Regions from separate parts of the Mus musculus genome. Here all the other regions are linked to region 3. Evidence: chromatin loops called from intact Hi-C (ENCODE). Cell type or tissue: left cerebral cortex. All regions are shown on one strand.

Evidence for each region. A loop is a pair of places that touch in the nucleus more often than their neighbours do. Peaks named below come from ENCODE experiments on the same cell type or tissue, not always from the same donor. Only the 100,000 strongest peaks of a DNase experiment are listed, where the experiment ranks them.
Region 1: a loop joins it to region 3, with 2.4 times the contacts of the local background. A loop is called at or near these places in 14 of 42 quality-filtered maps.
Region 2: it touches region 3 in a loop (8-fold over the local background); 8 of 42 quality-filtered maps call a loop at or near these places.

The regions. Positions count from the first base shown.
Region 1 is chr3:126,399,016-126,407,015 of GRCm38, reverse strand. The region is part of intron 1 of Arsj (arylsulfatase J); the gene reads right to left. All of the region lies in intron 1 of Gm35351 (a long non-coding RNA gene), which reads left to right. Among named protein-coding and RNA genes, the nearest start is that of Gm35351, 4.2 kb to the left of the region's middle. In left cerebral cortex, a CTCF peak has its summit at 3,955 (motif pointing right); DNase peaks (open chromatin) are centred at 3,984 and 6,084.
Region 2 is chr3:126,049,386-126,057,385 of GRCm38, reverse strand. No RefSeq gene overlaps it. Among named protein-coding and RNA genes, the nearest start is that of Gm40146, 53 kb to the left of the region's middle. In left cerebral cortex, no CTCF peak of the experiment used is centred here; no DNase peak of the experiment used is centred here.
Region 3 is chr3:126,895,732-126,903,731 of GRCm38, reverse strand. No RefSeq gene overlaps it. Among named protein-coding and RNA genes, the nearest start is that of Gm25501, 110 kb to the left of the region's middle. In left cerebral cortex, no CTCF peak of the experiment used is centred here; DNase peaks (open chromatin) are centred at 25 and 3,436.

The DNA.
Region 1 (8,000 bases), 500 kb after region 3:
AAGATCTGGTTAGTTAAAAAAAAAAAAAGAACTATGATAGACTTGTGTTGAACTGATTTGATGTGGCAAGCAAAAGATAAACTACTGCATTAAGTTACTAGTTCCTTGTCAAGTAAGCAGGTGTCTAAGGGTTCATCGTTGTAGAATCAATTAGCCATCAAAAATGATCTATTCAAAAAAATTGAAACCAACAAGTCCAACAAAATTATGTTCTGTATTAAAGCAGTTGTCCATGGTCTGGAATCAGGCTAAAGTGATTACATGGTGTCCTTTCAGGGGCATGCTGGGGATGGGGCAGGTAGAGGACTTTCTGGGGACCATCATTTTTATAGAAATAGATGTAAGCCTTCTGACTGCCAAGGGTATTTTATCAATGTAAGTGGTAGCAAATTGAGAGCAGAACAAATTATTTTAACCATACCAATGTAACTAAATTTGTTCATTAAAAATAAATTTTATTTTTCTCTATAGAAAATCATTGCCCCAAATATTATATTTTAAAGCGTGTTAACCAGGATTATGTTCATCAAATTCACTTTAACTTTACAAGTATTTACAAACACCCTCCCCAATTCTCATTTGAATCAGTAGCATTTTAATTGCTCTCTCCTAAAGTTATGACTTTAAAAAAATCTTGGATATATTTTAACTCAGGAGTTGAGGATAATATTTTTAGCTCTTGAAGTTATGTGCTAGTATGGAGAACAATAGTACACAGAAAAATTAACAAGCATTTCTGGGTTCAAATAGACAAATGATGTCATAGTTCTTTTTTAGTCTCTCCTCAATATTAGTTTTGACAAGGGGACAAGCTAGGATAGAGGTACTTCAACTTTTACTACTGAAATTGATGTTACTGTTGCGGTCACTGAATTCCGTGGAACTGACTCCAAGGCATGTAAATTAGGGGGAGGTTTTTGAGGAATGAAGCGACATCATAAACAGCCATGAAAACCTGGCACAATTGCCCTCAGAAACCCTAGAAATATTAACATGCTCGATATAGGCTACCTTTATGCTTCTATAGATCTGTTTATATAAACATATGATCATTACTGCTTAGAAATGGACTGGGTACTTTCTCGTGGTCTGTTTTTAATGGACTGGGTACATTCTCGTGGTCTGCTTTTTTTTTTTTTTTTTTTATTTTTGTCTCTCCTTCTTTTTCAAGGAAGGCAAAACACTTCCCTTAAGTAATTTCTACATAGCTTCTGTAATTTTAACCAACCATTTTGGATCTTGATGGAACCCATAGGGGCTTGAAAAATATCAATTGGTTCAGAGTTGCTGGCAGAGTGATTTAGGAAAGCAATCTCTTTCTTTCTATTCTTTAAAAAAATTTCCCCCTAGAATCACTTTTCCCTCTCGGCATAAAAGTAATTTGCTTTGCAGTTATTGGAATGATTAAGTTAAAATAAAAAGAGTGTAAATCACATTTAACCCTGTTCGATGGTTGAATGAAAGACAGCGAGACCGAATCTCCCTCTTCGCCCTTTGCACAGCCTGTTTTCCAGTTTGTTATCTGTCTCCTTCCTTGAATTAGATAAAGCAGGGACTGTACTTGCTCTCCTTAATTAAAGCAAACAGCTCTTCTAATGGGGCCACCACTCTGGATTTACTTGTAGTCGGCATGCATAAATGCAACGATGTAGACAGAAAAGGGCTTATATCAAGAAGATTTACATGTCAAAAGACACTTTTGCACCAAAAATAAATGCATCAAAAAGCAAAAGATACTGACGACGATTTTAAAATATCATGTTTTCCAAAGTGAATTACCACTTCTGTAGGGATAAGATTTCTTGTGTATTGTGTGGAAGCATCACCTGTCAATAAAAATCTGATGGCCAATAAATTGAGGCAGGATTAAAAGGTGGGGCATTAAAAAGGGGGAGGTAAGGGTTAAAAAATGGTGGGGCATTTGGCAGAGAGAGAGGAACTCTAGGAAAGAGTCTGAGGTGTGGGAAGATTCTCTGCTTGGACTGGGAGGAAGTTTGACTCATAAAACAGAAGAGAGGTAGCCATGTGGCAGACAGAATAGTAGAAAAGTAGAAACAGGTTAATTTAAGTTATAAGCTAACAGGGTCAGGCCTAGCTTGGCATGGGCATTTTTAAATAAATAATAAGCCCCTGAGTCATTATTTGGGAACTAGGGCATGGTGGAAAGGACCGCATTTACACACCTCAGATTTTATACATGATCAACACTGAACATTAGAGAGTAAAAATAGTAATGAAATAAAAGGTTCTTTTTTATACCACTTCCTATATACAGCTATATGAAGAAATAATTTATGTCTTTAATATGTAAAACTCTCCCAAGTTTCTTTCTAATTTACATAACCTTAATTTCTGTTTGCCTCAATAATAATAATAATATATTTATAATGTTGTATATTTGCATAAATTATATAACTTCTCCCCATCCATAGCATTATAGTTTAGCAGGTTTCACATCAAGACACAGTAACTATATTGTTGCTGTTACATGGATGTATCTCTTCTGTTTCTTGTACAGAAGTCTCTAGCTTCTTACTTCCTCTGTCTACATGCCTTTACTTTTTAAATTACAAGAGTCAAGTCATGATAGTGTAGTAACAATTACTTCAGAATTGGGCACGATGGTGCAAGACTCATCAGGCTAAGGCAGGAAGATCATGAAATTCAAGGCTACCCTTGGCTACATACAGTCTCTTGTGTCCTTTGTCTCCAGTGCAGGGATTACAGACATGCACAGGTTTGCTCTGGCTTCTTAGGTGTCTTCTGGAGTCCAGTCTCAGGCAGGTGTGCGAAGTTGCACAACATGCACTAACTACTAAGAACTGGCCCCTCACTCCAGGCCATCTGAGGTAGTTACTAATAATGGGTTCAATTTAATGTTCACCCAGGCTCTCCTTGCTTAGAATCTCAGAAAGTACAGAACCCCCCTCCCCCAGAGTTCGTCACACATGTAAGGATTGCTCCCCTCCTCTTGAGTTGGTTACTTTGCCAGGCATCATGGTCTGTGCTTGCCAGAGCTAACCTGGCACTTTGAGTTGAATTTAGTACTCTGGATGGGTTCTCAGCATTGCAGAATTCCATAGGACTATCCCCTTCCTCCATGGGAAGTTCAGTGTCTGTTGGCTGTACATCTTACTGTGTTCTTCCAAGCACAGAAAACTAAGATTTTTTTTTATCTTGGTTGTTTTTAAGCCAGCTTCCCCACATCTTGTAGAAGAATCATCTATTTTCTTGATCTTTATCGAGAATTTTCTATTTCTTGAGCCTTTCCCTCAATCTTCCAGCTATTTGTAAGTCTTAAAAATATTTGCTTTCTCATCAAAGTATTACTGCACCCTCCTGTTAATTTTAGTAAATTTGTGTCTTCGTGTGAATTATGTTTGAGTTTGAGGTAACAGTACTTGTGTTAATGACAAATACTAAAGTACTTTGGATGGCAAAAATCAACATTTTGTTCATTACTCACTGTATTTTAAAATTTAAATCAATCACCTTTTTTATAAATTTTCCTTATTGAAACTAAGGTATAACATATGTTTAACTTTCCCTGATAGCGTTATGTTAGAACAAACTTAAACAATGTTCTTTTTGCATGCACTTTGTAAATAATACAAAGTTGCTTTTAATGATCGATAATGCCTTTTGTGACTTCCATGCAACCAATTGGCTAACAAAGGAGAATGTTTAATCATGGCGCCTGTAGTAATTAGTATAAATTTCTAATGTTTAAACTGCTTCTCTTTTTGACATGGCACATTTTACACCTTCAGTATCTTGATTTCCTTCATTTTCATGAGTCTTAAATATCTATTATTAATAATTTAATACATGGATATATGTTTAAAATGCAGCATGTAATTTAATCTACTCTGTGCAACGATTCAACTAACTGTTCTTATAGTCCTTAGAAAACCAAGGGTTTCAGTGGGAGGATAAACCCCGGGTGAGGCAGTACTGAAAGCAGTCACTAGAGGGCAATAGAGGGTAAAGAAATAAGTCCCAAGCTGAGGCCTGGTCAAAAGGACAAATAGACCAATTGTACCATTTAAGATGGGCAGTGAAGGCCAGTTCCCAGCTCTTTGTAGGAGAGGTTAATATCAGTCAGGCCTATCCTCAAATTCCACCTTAAAAGTGAATCATAAGAGGACTATCGTGTTCAAGTCAGCTAGTAAGCTCTCAACCACTCACAAAGCAATGCAATCTACCAAATCTAGGGCAGATGTCAGACAATAGCTATGAAACGAAAGTCTTGGAGTAATGGTTGAAGTGGAAGTCTGATTTCAAAGCTAAGATCAAAATGGTGTAGACTCAGCATTCATAGACTCAATGTGTTGACTACTTACCACATGTCTATGAGAGAACCCAAAAATTCTTCCATGGCTGGAACAACTTTATAAAGGAGTATCATGCCTATTTAACTAGAAGGAAACTGGGAACAGGGTGGTAGGAATTTAGACAGCATAGCCATGTTTGATATGAGCAGAAGACAGCATAACTCTATTGCACAGACTATGTTAAAAGACTGTAGGCTTGATGCTTTAGTCATTAGAATGTCTGGGAGGAAACTTGGCTGGGGGCTTGGAGTGGGGGATCTGATGGCACTCTGCTCCAAGACCTGACCCTCCCTGTTAGTATCTGTAGAGAGTCTGTCTTCTCACTAGTCACTCACAGTCTGAAGTTCACTGTATAGTGGTCGACGACACGAACAAAACTATTGACACATGTGGTTTTCTTTAAAGTCTTGAGGAAAACATATAACCTATAAGTATAATAGATAACTTAGTTTACTTGTATGCATTTAATAAATGTAAGTGCAAAGTACAGTATCGATTCTAACATCAGATAAGATATGCACCATTTCCCCCAAGTATTGGGTACATAAGTACCATCCTAGACCAATGCACTGAAAATACATGAAGCAGTTAAGGGTGGGTACGCTTCGAGGGCTAAAAACACGTTGAATTTGTCCATCTGTAAATCTAGGTGGGTGGATAAATACAGTTTAAGTTAAAATGATTGGTGAAAGCTCAATAAACGAACCTTTAAAGAACTGACTAAAATGACAAAGACCAAGTACTCAGAAAAATAAAGGTGACTCCAAAGGTTAACTCATGAAATGATAAGGTCCCTGGTGTTGTAGACGCATGGCATGAGATTGAATGAAACTGTTTGAGAAGGCCTACAACTCAAAAGAAAGTATTCCTAGTATTCTATGTATTTCTAGAACACTCTAGAATGAGCTATACGTAACTGTAGTAAGCACCATTCTTTTTATAAAGTCCAGTTTTCTAGAGTTTAACTGTTCTGCGCCTCTAGGATCTTCCTGAGCACAGGAGGATGTAACTGTTTGGAATTTTCTACAGGGACTTCTGGTTTCCAAAAGGGGCTAACATTTAAAAAATCTGAGTGAATTTGTTATATATCTAGATAGATAAAAGCTATTAACAATGACTTCCCACGGCTCTACCCCTTTTCAGTCACAAAAAAAAAGCAATATTCCTTTCAACTGATTCAGTTTTCCCCTGAAATTAACACTTAATTTGCTGAACTTATTAAGCTCCCCTAATAGCATTCTCTCATTAACGCACAAACAAACTTCATTTTCAAGAAGTATGAACTGGAAAATGCTTCGGACTTATGGACTTGTGGACAGGCCCACAATCGCATTACTTGTTTATATTTTCAATTGCATAAAATTTTATTTAAAATTCATCATAAATACTAAGAAACTAAACTAAACAATATGCCTTATTTCAAAGTTGGCTTCAAGCTGTCAAAAGGATTTTTCCCCTTTATGTCATTTGAAGCTCAAACATCAAATGTAACTTTCAACATCATCTCTCTTATCTTTCACTACACACATTATTCTGAGGATGAAGATTCCCACAGCACTGATGGGCATATTTTTGTTTTCACATGCCAGTACAATAGGTGGAAATTTATCTCACAGCAACAAGACAGCTGGTCCCGACTCATAGCAGACAGCAATGGATCAACGTGCAACTTCCTAAAGTGGGCTGCTTCTAAAATGTCCACAGACAACCCACACCTATGTTCTAGGAGCCGTGGAGCCTTCTAGAAACCATCTGGGGCTTGTTCTAGTGAGACAACCTTCTGCCTTTTGCTGTTCTCTGTGTACTTATTTGTCTCGTGTTATTTTCATCTCCTCTTCCTTCCTATAAATGGAGCCCTGCTCTTTTCTTTCCTGTCTCAATTTCTTGACTGTTTTCTTTAGCATGTGCAAGCATCTGTTTGTGAGCCCATGCCAGATGGATACAATTCATTATTGGGAAAATCTGAGGAAAAATAAAATCAAGGATCTTTTTACACAGGCAGGGGACGAGAGAAGGGTGGGGCTGGAAAAGTAGACACCGGTCAGGAGTATTCTGAAGCCACTCAGGGTTCCACTAGACGAGAGGCACTGTATAAACCCAGGATGAGGCTGGCCTTTAGCAGTGCAAGGAGATACACTTCACTTGCCATCCCGCCACCAATTGTATGTAAAATCGGTCAAAATCAGCAAGGAGCCTGGTTGTTATGGAGATATTCACTTAACACAATACATCAACGCCTATACGGTCTTAGCGAGCTTTGAGCTTCGTGATTATCTCAGTGACCATGTAATTAAATAAGAAAAAGGGCTGGGAAAAAACAATGGAAACACTGGAAGCCCAGTTGACCTGCAAGAGCTAGGTTGTTGCTCTTCTTGTAAAAGAAGCTCCCTGCTCCCATGGGTAGAGCTTCATAAACACCATGCAAATTATGATGACTGACCTGTTGTGTTTCAAGTCTTCTGTTGCTTTGCATGTCTTCTATAACTACTACAATCCCCATTTATAGCTAAAGTAACCTAGTCTTAAAATAGTACAAAGATTTAGTGGCCTAGATAGATCTTATAAAAAAACAACTTTAAAGCACACCTGTCAACTCCAAATGAGATTTTTTTTTTTGGATTCTACATCTGCTATTTTTTCCCATATAATATGCTGATTCTTCAAAAATGTCTAGCCAGTCTACACTGAAGGACGGTCCTATCATGGTTCAGATTTTAATGTATTTTTCAGGAAACATTAATATACAGTCTCTTCTATCATAAGGAGCTATTTCCCAACAGTTCCTGGAGATAGTACTTGAGAGTCACTGATATTAGTGAATGCTGAGGTTTTCTGTGAAGACCTAAGGAAACACCCGTGTTGTATCAAAACTATCCCCTCCCCACGTGCTGAGCTTTGAGGTTTGGGGAGACTAAAGCCACAGAGTCATATCATCTCCCTGACGCCCACCTTTCTTAAATACACGGGGATCTTAATGGTTATGGACTCCTGCTCAGCACAAATGAGCAACTGAACCATAGACAAATGCAGTGAAGAGCACTGGTCTGAAATGCACTTTGTGAGGAGCAATGTTCAAAGCACGCCCCCTGTAGGTACCTTTGGCCTGGGTGTTCCAGGGCTGAAGGGAACTCAGATCTTCACACCTTTAGGCAGTGCTCTCGCCATGTTGAGTGATAAGTTTTCATGCCAAGCATGCTTGAGCTAGCACTGCTCTTTAAGGCTTGCCAGTAACCCTTCTAGTCATGAAAATAACAAGAGATAGATCAAATAACAGGTCTTTCAAATTTTAAAGACACTGCATTCCTCTTCATGGGAACACAGCGTGACCAAGTTTATTTAGCTGAGATAGAAAATAGTTTGAGATGCTCTGAGTAGATTGAGTGCTGTGTTTCAGCACTGCAAACTGTCAAGCTGGTAATTTTAATAGAAACAAAGGATACAATTCTAAGATTTTCCCACTGTTCCTGGAACCGAGAACCAATTCCTTCACGTTACTTCATCTCAAAGATTTCCTTTTGGAAAAAGAGCAATTCTGGTTTCCCTTAAGTTGCCTTATTTACCACTACTTTGTTTGTTTGTTTTTTGTTTTTGTTTTTGGAGACAGGGTTTCTCTGTAGTCTTGGCTGTCCTGGAACTCACTCTGTAGACCAGGCTGGCCTTGAATTT
Region 2 (8,000 bases), 850 kb after region 3:
TATTCTAATATACATCAAACGTGAAAAATCCAATAACTCAACAATAATCCTACATTAGTTCATAGTTGGATAGAGTTGAATAGTAGAGTTCTTTATGCAGGGCACCAAATCCATTTGTTAACCTGATAAATCTCCATTTGAAGAACTAAGTTTATTATGCTGGCAGTAGCTGCAGGACTAATGTCCCATTTCCTTACAGGGCTACTCTTTCACTCCACAGACACCTGTATTCCATGTCAAGTAGCCTCATCCATCTTGAAGCCTCCAACTGTGCAGTAAATCCCTCTAGTTACTTGAATTTGACTTTCTATTAATCAGAGAACACCTGTACTTTTAAACAGTTTATATAATTAAGTCAGGCTAGGCCTGCAAACTTTAAATTATATAATATATGCAAAAAAACCAGGCGTGGTGGCACATGCCTTTAATCCCAGCACTTGGAAGGCAGAGGCAGGCAAATCGCTGAGTTCAAGGCCAGCCTAGTCTACACAGTGAGTTCCAGGACAGCCAAGGCTACACAGAGAAACCCTATCTCAGAAAAACAAACAAACAAAAAAATTAAAATATGCATGTCTATCAAGGCATATTTAATTTATTAGTTGGTCATTCTAATATATATCTTCACATATTTAAGTTATTGAATATTGGAAAAGCTAAGATGGATGTGCTCCTCCAATAATACCCTGCCTTTTTGAAAAGTTGTCTTAAGAGTGTTTATATTTAGAATATTTAGGTTTTAAAACAATGTTTCCTGCTCCTCCCTGATTTCCATAGTTAACTTGCAGTGTGTTTGAGTCTGCTATATGGGTAGCATTTTATAGAGACTTCTTTCTGTTTTCTTTCTTCCACATTCCAATCCTGAGCTTGCCTACATTGTGTAGTAGAATGAAGAAAATGTCCCATCCAGAGAACTGTGTTCTAATTAACCCCACTCCCTCAATAGTCCCATTGTTGCCACAGGCTAAATGATACATTCAAGGAGGTCTTGGTTCAAGAACTGTCTATTTGAAGTAACTCTAGCTCACTATATAGTATTCTATTCTGAAAAGATTCATTATTACAAAAAAAACTTGAAAAATATTTTTGTTTGTTTTCTGGCCAAAAAACTATACTTAGGAGCATTTCCAGCATTGGGTGACAGGATTGACATGTAAGGAGTATGAGAGTCAACTTCCTGCTAAAATACCTGGTGTAGCTTCCTAGAGCTCCTCTTCTTTGTCACCCTGTAAGCCATCTGCAGGAGTAATACTCATGGGTTACAGAAAGGCTACTTGCCTGTTCTGTATCAAATCAAGTATCTCATGAGTGTGAACCATCAACCAAGTATCATCTATTAGCCACATGGTCCTGAAAGTTTTCCATGTGGCATTTATCAGAGGTAGCGACATTGAATTTGTAGTACTTTGGTCAGCCACAATTCATTAGGTATAAGAAAGCTAAATTTTGTCCATGTTCATAAAATTTCCAGACTTAGTTTTTAGTTCCAATATAACCCAATTCCCAGTTTGATGGTAGTATTTTCTTATATCTTGATGTCATGTCTAAGGCACACATTGGCTTCTCCAGCATCCCTCTGCTAACCTCCATTCCTAGAGCTATCATAAGAGGTGCCTTGTGATGTCTTAGCATTTTTTAGTACCAATAACTGGGAAGAATCTTGCTGACAAATCAGGCTTAAGGATATTACCCTCCATTGTTCTCCAGTGGTTTAAATACAGGATTCTTAGCCCTTGGTTTCACAGTAGTAGGAGGCTTCAGTATGGAAAAAGTTACCCAAAACAATCAGAGCCTAGTACAGATAGGAGCCATTGAACACAATTGCCAAGCAAGGAAGAAAAGCAAAACCTCATGTTGACCCAGGTCTCATGCTGGAAGGAGCCGGAAGTCTGCTTTTTGAAATTATTTCCTCTCCTCCTTTCTCCCTGGCCTATCATAATCCCCTCATCCCAAAGTCTTCACCTTGTCTCATAAAACCTACTTCATGGGTATATTGAATTCTCTCCCAAGACAAGTTGTTATGGCCTTGTTGTATAGTCTTTTGTGGAATGAAAGACAATGAAGAAAGGGAAGAGACCTTAGAAAGTGTACAGTGAAGAGAGCCTCTGAGAAAACTCCCCATCCCAACCCATCCATCCCATCCCATCCCATCCCATCCATCCCATACCATCCCATCCCATCCCATCCCATCCCATCCCATCCCATCCCATCCCATCCCATCCATCCCATCCCACCCCACCCCACCCCACCCCACCCCACCCCACCCCACCCCACCCCACCCCATCCCATCCCATCCCATCCCATCCCATCCCATCCCATCCCATCCCTTCCCTTCCCAGGTATTATTTTAAATGAAGAAATGAATGGAGACAGTATTGTCCCACCAATTGCCAGGAGCTGAATGAGAAGGTGAATGTACAAGAGCCAAAACGTTTAGAAGTCTCCAGCTTTTCCAACAACAACCTGGCTAGCCCCTAGCTCAGTAGAGGCAAAGAATCAAAACTCTGTACAGATATCTAGTAGTGGAGTCACATCTAGTCACAAGGACACTAAATTTTTACCACAGAGTACTTTTAGGTTAACTGCAGTAAATTCAACTGATGTGTGGGTCACATTTTCTTCGGCCTAAAAAAAGTAGCAAAAAAGAGAAACGGCACTGGATACAGTGACATGAACAAACCAGTTTTTATTTTACTCAACCAGATGTTAGCATATGTCATCAACAGATACAAAAAGAATGGCTTCCATTTTAATGTACACCCTGATTGTATAGGAAAAAACTCCAAGGATCTGAGAATACCTTGTAACTCAATAGCACAATTCAAATGCACATCCTGAGGTGATGTGCATAACTGCACTGTCCAGTGCGATGGCCAAAGACATCTATGCCTGTCAACACTTGAAACATGCACCACAGACTAAAGAATAGCAGTTTAATTTTATTTCATTACATTGGACTGACTGCATTTATATTTAAATCATCACATACAACTAGTCCCTATGGGATGGCCCAGCTCTAGACAAAACTCAGCAAGCATTACTCTGGTTTGAAATCTAGTATAAAATGATTCATATTCAGAGATATGAAAACCTTTTTGTTGATTTCCAGCTCTTAATTTACTCTAGTATTCTCAGCTGGAAGTGAATTGTCACTATAGAGTAATTTCAAAATAGTCCTTCAGTCTGTTCTAGCTAATGACTGATCATACCCTAGCTGTAGTTCCTGAATGGATCGCATAGCTCCTAGGGAGTCTTAATACCATCATAACATATATCAATGATGTGCTATAGCCCATCTTAGACACTTAAATATTTATTGCTAGAATTGTCTTGGAAAGAGCATGACAGGTGCATTTAAACAAATAAGGATAATTTAGACCAGAAAAAATAAGTGTGCACAGTACAAGAACAGAAAAGTGACTTGTAGCAAATACTGCAGGTTTGTCCTTCTGCGACTCTGTGGTGTTTGTGGATCTATCTCTGTGTATCTGCACGTCTCTCAGTACGCTTATGTGTCCCTCTGTCTGCACATATTTCTATTTTGTGTGTGTATATGCATGCACCTGTGTGTTTTATGTGTGTCTGTGTATCTCTGAGTATGCCTGTGTACGTGTCTGTGTCTCTCACTCCCAAAATTTCTCTATGTCTGTATATATGTGAATCTGTGTAACTGAAACCTATATGCCTCTGTGTTTGAGTATATGTGTGGTGGCATCTTTGTCTCTTTGTATATGTATCTATGCTATGCTATGTATGCTTTTAAGTTTGTCTATCTCTGTGTATGACTGTGCATATTTATGTATGTGTGAGTGATTGTGTATATATGTGTGTGCATGTATTAATAAACAGTGGCTCTCGGGAACTAGACACTTTACAGAGAAGCCCATATTTTTTTCTAGGTCTGGCAAAATTCTGAGTATACTGGTACTTAAAATGGTCACTGGAAAACATGGGAGTTTTATATCAAATTCAGACATCTGAAAGAATTTTGAAGTACTTGTGAAAACACTGTAAGTACAACTAATAAAATAAACATTAGTCGAAGTGAATCTATTTCAGTTAAAATAAAAATTCATTGCCTCTTCTTTTAAGATTCATCTTTCCAAAGAAATACTTTGTTAATCAGAATTTTAAGTGATCTACAGTACTTCTTCCACCCCAGAAAACTAAAGATTTAAATTAACACTGCCAGAGTTCAGTGAATATTATTATTCTTTTAAATCAGTTTTGCTATGAAGCAGCAACAGCAGAGTTAGCAAAAATAAGACACCTGAAAGGAGAAGACATCCCGAAGGGGTGGCTGTTCCTGAGCTGTTGACACCGGGGATGGTGATGTCCATGACCACCACCTTCCAGGCTCTGGAAGCCCTAGCTATAATGAAGCATATCCATTATATGCGAAAAAGTATACATCACTATATCAAGGTGTCAGATATATCGTGGGAACTTCCTTTATTTAGATACTCTATACCACTCTTGTTGCAAAACAGGAAGTACCTAGAGCAATGCTTCCAACACTCCTAATGCTGCAACCCTTTAATACAGCTCTTCATGCTGTGTTTACCCTCAACCATAAAATCATTTTGTTGCTACTTTATAACTCATTTTGCTACTGTTGTGAATCATAATATAAATATCTGATATGTGGCCCTTCTGGTTATCACACTGCACATGTTGAGAACCACTGGTCTAGAGGAAGAACATCATGCTGTACGAGGCTTCATAATACCTAGGCAGACAAGTCAGTCTGTTTATGCACAGTATAGCATTTCTCTGAGTATCATACCACACTCCCATAGGTAAGGCTTTTGCCTTCATTTAGATATTGCCCTCTGCTATCTATTGGGGCTGCTCTATTACATTGTTGCCAGAATTCTACATCCAATGACCTCCACTTCCTAAAACATATTCTCTATGACCAATGTTATTAAAAGCCATTATTCAGGTCATATGAACTTTTTTACATTAGCAATTAAAGATTTTCTCACACACAGATAAAACATATAAATCTTCAGTGGCATGATTAAGATTAATGTCTTTATAAAAGAGACTTCAGAGAAAGCTCTCTCTCCCTTGCCTTTGTACTTTACTGACGTGTAAGAACAGAGACTATCCTTCTGGAGGGTAGAAAATGAGCGTGCCATTAGGAAGCAGAGAGCAGCTCTCTCTAAGTATCAACAATGCTATGTATGGACTTCCACCCTCCAGAAATATAAGGGAGTAAAGATTTGTTGATAATTTTAGAGAAAGAAAAATGTTTAATAATTTAGTGTTTCTTCCTACTAAAGAAAATTAATAATCCACAAAATACACATTCATAGGTTATCTGACAAAAATATACCCTATGGTTTTATCTTTGATGGAAATTCTAGATAATTTTTTCCTAAACTAATTTATATTGCTACTTCACAATTTTACAATATTAGCCAAGGAACTTACGAACCAAAGTGGTACCCCTCCCCTTATTTTAGTTCATGTTCATATTTTATGTTTTGTAGCAAATGGCTTTTTTGAGAAAATTTATTTCTTAAAATATATTTCTCTGATAATTTACTTGTCAGTACTTATTAAATAATTAAATCGCTAAATTATAATAGCAATTATTATTAATATATTGACAACAATTACACTCTTTTAAAAAGACAGGCCATTTTTAGACAGAAACACTTTTGAGCATTTAACATATTAATATCAAGTCAGTGCTGGTTTAATTTTGGAGTTAAGTATTTGATAAGTCAACAAGCCAGACATTTCAAAATCCATGTGTTTGAGGCAGTAGACAGAACTGAACTTGGGAGCAACCCTAGACTCTGAAGTCCTCTGGCGTTTTAAGAAGCAGAGCATCAGAGTCTTAATATTGCTACTGATCATTCATCAGGGAAACTACTGAATTTTCCTGGGTCACAGCCTGGTCAACTGAACATTTGTCTCTTGTAATTTCAGTTTTGCTGGGAAAGTGTATTTATAAGAATAGTATTTGAAATTTCCAAGCCCATCTTAGTGTTGTTTTGAGCTGCTATCTAATCAGAAAACTTTTCTCCATCATATGTTTTGACTCCAATTTGTCATAATCGAATTGTCAGAAATACGGCTTCAGTACTTCAGTATCCTAATAGATTGCTTAGAAATCGTCCTCTGGTAGACACCACAGTAACTTATAGGTTGTCATCGATATGGCCTAATCTGTATGAACTCCTAATAGTTCTCTAATAGGATGACTTTGGACCTACATTTGAAAGAATTTTGCTGTATCCTGCTTGTTTACTATATTTAAGAAACATAGTAACTGTTTTTAATTGCTGAGTAGTACTCCATTGTGTAAATGTACCACATTTTCTGTATCCATTCCTCTGTTGAGGGGCATCTGGGTTCTTTCCAGCTTCTGGCTATTATAAATAAGGCTGCTATGAACATAGTGGAGCACATGTCCTTATCACAAGTTGTAACATCTTCTGGGTATATGCTCAGGAGAAGTATTGCTGGATCTTCCGGTAGTACTATGTCCAATTTTCTGAGGAACCGCCAGACTGATTTCCAGAGTGGTTGTACAAGCTTGCAATCCCACCAACAGTGGAGGAGTGTTCCTCTTTCTCCACATCCTTGCCAGCATCTGCTGTCACCTGAATTTTTGATCTTAGCCATTCTGACTGGTGTTAGATGAAATCTCAGGGTTGTTTTGATTTACATTTCCCTAATGATTAAGGATGTTGAACATTTTGTAGGTGCTTCTCAGCCATTTGGTATTTCTCAGTTGAGAATTCTTTGTTTAGCTCTGTGCCCCATTTTTTAATAGTATTATTTAATTTTCTGAGACTATGCCAGTGCCTAGCAAATACAGAAGTGGATGCTCATAGTCAGCTATTGGATGGAACACAGGGTCCCCAATGGAGGAGCTAGAGAAAGTACTCAAGGAGCTGAAGGGGTCTGCAACCTGATAGTTGGAACAACAATATGAACTAACCAGTACCCCCAGAGCTCGTGTCTCTAGCTGCATATGTAGCAGAAGATGGCCTAGTCAGACATCATTGGGAAGAGAGGCCCCTTGGTGTTGCAAAATTTATATGCCCCAATACATGGGAATGCCAGGACCAAGAAGTGGGAGTGGGTGGGTAGGGGAGCAGGGTGTGGGGGGGGGTATAGGGGACTTTCTGGATAGCATTTGAAATGTAAATGAAGAAAATATCTAATAAAAATTGGAAAAAACAGTAAAATATTGTGTTGTGGTAAATATTAATCTGAGGTTTATTATTTCACTTAGAACATATAGTTCCCAAATAAAAGACACACAAACTTTAGATTTGTAATAAACATTAAAGCAGAGGAGCTGGGTGGATATCAACCCTCTTTTGGATATATATGCAAAGAAACCAACAGTATATTTCTGGAGTTACCAATAATTCCGTGGCTCTATAAACTCAGATTTCTAAAGGAGCTGTAGGAGCCAGGCTGAAATGGTAGAATTACTTTGAATTCTATATTGATTTTGGATTTTATTTATGGGAAATGGTGATAATTGGCATGCTCTACACCCAGTTACAAGGTTTGCAAGTGACAGGCAGCTTGTATTTTGGTACATTAATCAATTTCTGATGTGCAGGCAGTGGAAAAGTAGTTTGATCTGAGAGGAGGCAGAGTAAAGTTGATTGCTCAATTAATGAGGAGACAAATAGATGTCATATAGGGACGTTTTATATAAATGATTGGTAATTTTTAATGTATTAAATATAACTGAAGAAAATAAAAGAATCCAAGATATACCTGGGATAATGTATTGTCAGGAGCCATCTAGGAAAGACTAATGCATGCAAATGAGTTTTCTAGAGATGGCCCACCATTTTTCATGGCCTGAGATGGGTGAGCTCTGAGATGTAAAGTCACCAGAGACTTCATCCCAGAAGTTTGCTGGTGATATGCCTTTCCTGTCACTATTACAAAGCCTAATAATGATACCGGGGCACTAGCCCATCCTATTAAGATTTCCTGAAGATCATTATGAAAATGTA
Region 3 (8,000 bases):
ACTAGAGGACAGCAGGCGATTGGACATCTGCAGAAGGTCCATGACTGCTTTTGTGACCAAATTGCCCACCACACACACAGGCTCACTTTTCTAGCTCACAGTTCTCTTTGTAAAATGTGGAGTGGATTGTTGACCTAGTAGCTCTAACATCTCTGTACACACACACACACACACACACACACACACACACAATTCACTTACACATTAACTATTAAAAATTTAATCAGAAAACCAACAACATTTTAACTCAAATCTGTAGAGATGGGCTATTCTCTCTCTCTCTCTCTCTTTTTTTTTTTTTTTTTTTTTTTTTTTTTGGTTTTTCGAGACAGGGTTTCTCTGTGTAGCCCTGGCTGTCCTGGAACTCACTTTGTAGACCAGGCTGGCCTCGAACTCAGAAATCTGCCTCTGCCTCCCGAGTGCTGGGATTAAAAGCGTGCGCCACCACGCCTGGCTTATTCTCTTTTTAATAAAAAGTGCATCACTAGGAATGAAGAGAAGGTTAAGTAAGACCCCTTGCTGACAAGTCTAACAATCAGAGTCCATTCTCAGACCCCACATGGTAGAAGGAGGGAACCAACACCTCAAACATGATTTCTGACCTCCACACGCACCACACACACACACACACACACACCTGGAGAGGAAGAAGGAGAGGGAGAAGGAGAGGGAGAGGAGAGAGGGAGGAGGAGGGGGAGGGAGAGGGAGAGGGGGAGGGAGAGGGGGAGGGAGGCAGTTATTGAGACCTTTCTGTCAGTCAGCTACTGGTTCAAGCACTTTGCTTATGTTGTTATTTGCACAGCAAGCAGGCAGTTTCTCACTTATAGAGGTAAGATGGGTAGGGTCAGAATAGCAGTGCCACATTGCCACAACTCTAGTCTTCTAGAAACTATCTCTCCAGTGATAAAAAGCCAACCCTAATGTCTAACAAATGATAATAATTATTTCTGTCTGTTGATTCCCTAGTTTTGCTTTTATAGAAAATTATTTTCTTGGGCACTTGTCAAGGAAGCACAGTCACTCTACATATTGGGTCTTCAGCAGTGCATTTTTTACTAAAAAGAGAAAATAACTCATCTCAACAGATTTGAGAATGTTGCATATGTAACATACCCTGTTACGTATGCAATATGTTCTTGACATAAGAACACTGATGTGCATTCATCAGACAATTATATTGATCCCCACTAATTGCCCTCCTCCTCCTCTTCACATACATATGGACTGTGTACTCCTTCTCTCTCTCTCCTCCCTCTCTTTCTCTTACACACACACTACAACACACAGGCATGCCTGGGGTGTCCCACCCTTATCTCCCCACCCCCTAGCCTTGCTTCCTCATACCTCATTGCAGTTCACAGGCAAGTTGTTCTGGGTGCATACCTCTCTCCATACTGAAGAAGCAACAGTGTAACTACTGACCTGTGCTTATTTATTATCTGATTTAATGTTGGTAGGACAGCTCATGGACTGACTCTTCATATGTGTTTTAATCATCATTTCATTAACTTATGCCCTGATCTTTATTTCTCGCTATGAGTTTGGGTTGCTCTTGTCTTTCTAAGAATTCAAGTTGTATGATTGGATTGCCTTGGAATGAGTAGATCCTGAAGTCTGATAGTTTAGTTTCTACGATCAGAGATGTAAACTTTCTTCTTGGGGATGCTTTAGTTGTGTCCTATGGTTACAGTAAATTGTGTCCTAATTTTCATTTGATTCTAAAACTGTATTTCTTTAATGACCCTCTAGTTATCCAAGAATGCTTTTTATTTAATCTCAGTCATTTGTGTAGTTTACATAGTTTTGGATTTTTAGTTTTAGCTTACGATGATCAGATAAGATAGCAATAATTCTTTCAATCTCTTTGTGTTCCTTAAGGCTAGCTTTGGGCCTAGAATGTGAGCCGAATTTGAAAAGGTTAGATGGGCTGCCGAGAAGAACGTGTATTCCGAATCTGTTGGTAGAATGGAATATTTTGTATACACTGACTAGATCCACTTGACCTGTAGTATAACTCAAGAGTCTCTTTATTAACTTTTCATTTATAGGATGAGTTTAAGAATGAGTAGATCCTGAAGTCACACACTTTTGTTGGGGACTGGTTCTAATGCTTCATCTCAATTCAGCTCCAAAACTCGGGCTTCCAGACTCTGAAGGCACCTGCTCCCAGCTGGCTTTGATTGTTAATAAAGAATTACAGTATAGCTGGACAGGGAGATGGAGGTGGGACTTTTAGATTGCTCTGGCAAGGGACTGAGTGGGTAGAAGACCAAAGAGAATCACCGTGATGGGAAAGCAGAGAGATTAAACTTAAGGTCCTGTCCACACGTAAGAATCAAAGTAAATGACCACAGGAACTACTCCCCTGACTGGGTCTGGGATAGCAAAGATAAAATATAGATTTAGAAAATGTTAACCAAGAATTTCCAGAGTGGAGTGTGTGTTAGTCACTGGGAGTTTCAGAAAGTGCCCAGCCACTGAGCCAACAAAGCGTATTAAAAATATCACTGCATGTATGTGACTGTCATTCACAAACCCAGAGCTCTGGAGCGTGGCTAGAAGCACATTTGACCCGCTGGGAGCTCAAGGCAGATTAACTGTTTACCACTACACACTTTTTTTGTTACCAGGACATATCAGACCTTTTTCTGTCCGTTAATCTTTATTTTATGAAGTGGGTGCCCCAGAATTCAGCAATACACATATATAATTGTTATATCTGTGTGATGAACTGTTCCTTTGATTAACACATAGTGGCCTTCTTTCTTCAACAACTTTCAATTTGCCATCTGTTTTGCCACCTATCAGAATAACTACATCAATTGTTTGGCTTTGTTGTTGTTGTTTAACAGCTTCAACTCACTTCATAGATTGTGTCCTTCCTTTGACTCTCAGTGTGTGGGTGTGTTTGCCAATGAGTGAGTTTCTTAGAGGCAACAGATAAGTGAGTCTAGTTCCCCCCCCCCCCCCCCCGTGAGTCTAGTTTTTTAAGCCAGTCTTTATCTCGCTATTGGTGAACCAAACTGAGGTCATTTTCACTTAAACTATGTCTGAGGGATTGCCAGTTTCTCTAATTTTGTTGATTGTTTGCATAGTTGGTTGGATGGTTGTCCTTTTTCTTTCTCTCCAGTTAGCTTAATGAGCTACCTCCTCTCCAGTTAGCTTAATGAGCTGGATTTTATTGGCTCCTAGCTTTCCTTTATTTGTGTATTTTCTCATGCTGTTTATTCTTTCCTTACTCCTCCTGTGATCAGGTGCTGAGGCTCTCTTTCCTCCTCCTCTCACAGCATCTCCTTAAGCTTCCTCTCAGTGCTGTCTTCATGACCATCAACTGCCTTCTTTTGTGCTGGTATATCTCTCCATCTGTTTTCAGATAGCTGTGCTGGATATAGCCATCTTGTCTTGACAGGCAGACAGACTGAAATCCATTTAGAGCTTGGAGTGTATCATTGCATGCTTTCCTGGGTTTTAGTATTGCTGACTCGAGGTGTGATGTCAATCTGCAGTGTTTGCCTTTGTAGATGAGTGGGCCTTCTTCCCTTACAACTCCAGCTGCTGCTTCTCTGGCTTTGTGTTTTTGCCCTCATGATTGTAGTATCATTGAGAAGTTTTTCTGGCAAGTGCCATGCATTTGTTGTGCACCCTATGCTCAAGGTTTGGAAAAATCTTCCACTGTAAGCTCAATGGACAGGCTTGCCTTGCCTCTTAAATTTATCTCTGCTCTTTCTTTCACCCCATCGATCTTGGTGACTTGGTTGCATTTAAGAGGTGTAGGGTATGGTGGTCTTGCTCCTGTGTTCATTCTTATTGTTTTCACCCGTACTTGCTCAGTGCCAACCTTCATCTAGATATTCTTTCATAGGGAGTTGAGTCTCTTGGTGATGCTTACTATTGTGGTTTTGTTTTTGTTTGTTTGTTTCTTTTTTTCACTTGTTTTCTAGTGGTTTATTGAAACGAACACTTCTTTCACAATTTCTAAAATGTGCTTAGTTTAAATCGATATATATTTAAAAAAAACAATTTTTATTAGATATTTTCTTTATTTATATTTTAAGTGCTATCCTGAAAGTTCTCTATAACCTCCCAAGCCCTGCTCCCAACCAACCCACTCCAGCTTCCTGGCCCTGGCATTCCTGTGTACTGGGGCACATAATCTTGACAAGACCAAGGGCCTCTCCTCCCATTGATGGCCAACTAGGCCATCTTCTGCTACATATGCAGCTAGAGACATGAGCTCTGAGGGTACTGGTTAGTTCATATTGTTGTTCCACCTATAGGGTTGCAGATCCCCCCAACTCCTTGGGTACTTTCTCTAGCTCCTCCATTGGGGGCCCTGTGTTCCATCCAATAGTGACATCCTCACTTCTGTGTTTGCCAGGCACTGGCATAGCTTCACAAGAGAGAGCTATATCAGGGTCCTGTCAGCAAAATCGTTCTGGCATATGCAATAATGTCTCGGTTTGGTGGGTATTTATGGGATGGATCCCCGGGTGGGGAAGTCTCTGAATGGTCCATCCTTCCATCTCAGCTCTAAACTTTGTCTCTGTAACCCCTTCCATGGGTATTTTGTTCCCCATTCTAAGGGGAAATGAAGTATCCAAAGTATCCAAACTTTGGTCTTCCTTCTTCTTGAGTCTCATGTATTTTGCAACAGGTATCATTTTTTAATAGCTGAGTAGTTCTCCATTGTATAAATGTACTACATTTCCTGTATCCATTCCTGTGTTGAGGGACATCTGGGCTCTTTCCAGCTTCTGTCTATTATAAACAAGGCTGCTATGAACATAGAGGAGCATGTATCCTTATTACAAGTTGGAAAATTTTCTGAGTATATGCCCAGGAGAGGTATTGTTGATCTTCCAGTAGTACTATGTCCAATTTTCTGAGGACCCACCAGACTAATTTCCAGAGTGGTTGTACCAGCTTGCAATCCCACCAGCAATGGAGGAGTGTTCCTCTTTCACCACATCCTCACCAGCATCTGCTGTCACTTGAAATTTTGATCTTAGCCATTCTGACTGATGTGAGGTTGAATCTCAGGGTTGTTTTGGTTTGCATTTCCCTGATGATTAAGGATGTTGAACATTTTTTCAGGTGCTTCTCATCCGTTCAGTATTCCCCAGCTGAGAATTCTTTGTTTAGCTCTGTACCCTGTTTTTTAATGGGGTTATTTGATTTTCTGGAATCCACCTTGTTGAGGTGTTTTTTTTTTTTTTTTTTTTGGATATATTGGATAATAGTCCCCTATCCGATTTAGGATTGGTAAAGAACTTTCCCAATCTGTTGGTGGCCTTTTTGTCTTATTGACAGTATCATTTGCCCTACAGAAGCTTTGCAATTTTATGAGGTCCCATTTGTCCATTCTTGATCTTACAGCACAAGCAATTGCTGTTCTGTTCAGGAATTTTTCCCCTGTGCCCATGTCTTTGAGGCTTTTCCCCACTTTCTCCTCTAAAGTTTCAGTGTCTCTGGTTTTATGTGGAGTTCCTCGATCCACTTAGACTTGATCTTTGTACAAGGAGATAAGAATGGATCAATTCGCATTCTTCTACATGATAACTGCCGGTTGTGCCAGCACCATTTGTTGAAAATGCTGTCTTTTTTTCCACTGGATGGTTTTAGCTCCCTTGTCAAAGATCAAGTGACCATAGGTGTGTGGGTTTACTTCTAGATCTTCAATTCTATTCCATTGGTCTACCTGTCTGTCGCTGTACCAGTACCATGCAGTTTTTATCACAACTGCTTTGTAGTACAGCTTGAGGTCAGGCATGGTGAATCCACCACTTTTTTTATTGTTAAGAATAGTTTTTGCTATCCTAGGGTTTTTTTTTATTCAAGATGAATTTGCAAATTGCTCTTTATAACTCTGTGAAGAATTGAGTTGGAATTTTGATGGGGATTACAGTGAATCTGTAGATTTCTTTCAGCAAGGTAACCATTTTTATGATATTAATCCTGCCAATCCCTGAGCATGGGAGATCTTTTCTTCTTCTGAGGTCTTCAATTTCTTTCTTCAGAGACTTGAAGTTCTTATCATACAGATCTTTCACTTCCTTAGTTAGAGTTACACCAAGGTATTCTATATTATTTGTGACTATGTGCAGGGTGTACTTTTCCTAATTTTTATTTCTCAGCCTTTGTGTAGAGAAAGGCCATTGATTTGTTTGAATTAATTTTATATCCAGCTACTGCACTGAAGCTATTTGTTAGGTTTAGGAGTTCTCTGGTGGAATTTTTAGGGTCACTTATGTATACTATCATATCATTGCAAATAGTGATATTTTGACTTCTTCCTTTCCAATTTGTGTAACCTTGATCTTCTTTTGTTGTCTAATTGTTCTGTCTAGGACTTCAAGTACTGTATTGAATAGGTAGGGAGAAAGTGGGCAGCCTTGTCTAGTCTCTGATTTTAGAGGGTTGCTTCAAGTTTCTCTTCATTTAGTTTGATGTTGGCTACTGGTTGGCTGTATATTGCTTTTATTATGTTTAGGTATGGGCCTTGAATTCCTGTTCTTTCCATGACTGTTCTCTTGAAGGGGTGTTGGATTTTGTCAAATGCTTTCTCAGCATCTAAGGAGAAGATCATGTGAATTTTATCTTTGAGTTTTTTTTTAATATAGTGGATTACCTTGATGGATTTCCATATATTAAATTATCCCTGCATTCCTGGGATGAAGCCTACTTGATCATGATAGATGATCGTTTTGATATGTTCTTGGATTCTGTTTGTGAATTTTATTGAGTATTTTTGCATCGATATTCATAAGGGAAATTGGTCTGAAGTTCTCTTTCTTTGTTGGGCCTTCATGTGGTTTAGGTATCAGAGTAATTGTGGCTTCGTAGAGTGAATTGGGCAGAGTGCCTTCTGTTTCTATTTTCTGGAATAGTTTGAGGAGAGTTGGAATTAGGTCTTCTTTGAAGGTCTGATAGACTTCTGCATGAAACCCATCCGTTCCTGTTTTTTGTTTGTTTGTTTTTGTTTTGGAGACTATTAATGACTAATTCTATTTCTTTGAGGGTAATGGGACTGTTTACATCATTAATCTGATCCTGATTTAACTTTGGTACCTGGTATCTGTCTAGGAAATTGTCCATTTCATCCAGGTTTTCTAGTTTTGTTGAGTATAGACTTTTGTAGTATGATCTGATGATGTTTTGTATTTCTTCATGTTCTGTTTTTATGTCTCCTTTTTCATTTCTGATTTTGTTAATTAGGATACTGTCCCTGTGCCCTCTAGTTAGTCTTGTTAAGGGTTTATCTATCTTGTTGATTTTTTTTTCAAAGAACCAGCTCCTTGTTTGGTTGAATCTTTGAATAGTTCTTCTTGTTTCCACTTGGTTGATTTCACCCCTAAGTTTGATTATTTCTTGCCATCTACTCCTCTTGGGTGAATTTGCTTCCTTTCGTTCTAGAGCTTCTAGGTGTGCTGTCAGGCTGCTAGTGTATGCTCTCTCTAGTTTCTTTTTGGAGGCACTCAGGGCTATGAGTTTTCCTCTTAGCCCTGCCTTCATTGTATTCCATAAATTTGGGTATGTTGTGGCTTCATTTTCATTAAACTCTAAAAAGCCTTTAATTTCTTTCTTTATTTCTTCCTTGACCAAGGTTATCGTTGAGTAGAGTGTTATTCAGTTTACATGTGAATGTTGGCTTTCTATTATTTATACTGTTATTGAAGATCAGCCTTAGTCCTGGTGATCCGATAGGATGCATGGGATAATTTCAATAATTTTGTGTCTGCTGAGGCCTGTTTAGTGACCGATTATATGTTCAATTTTGGAGGAGGTACTATGAGGTGTTGAGAAGAAGGTATAACCTTTTGTTTTAGGATAAAATGTTTTGTAGATATCTGTTAAATCCATTTGTTTCATAACTTCTGTTAGTTCCCATGTGTCTCTGTTTAGTTTCTGTTTCCAGTATCTGTCCATTGATGAGAGTGGGGTGTTGAAGTCTCCCACTATTATTGTGTGAGCTGCAATGAGTGCTTTGAGCTTACTAAAGT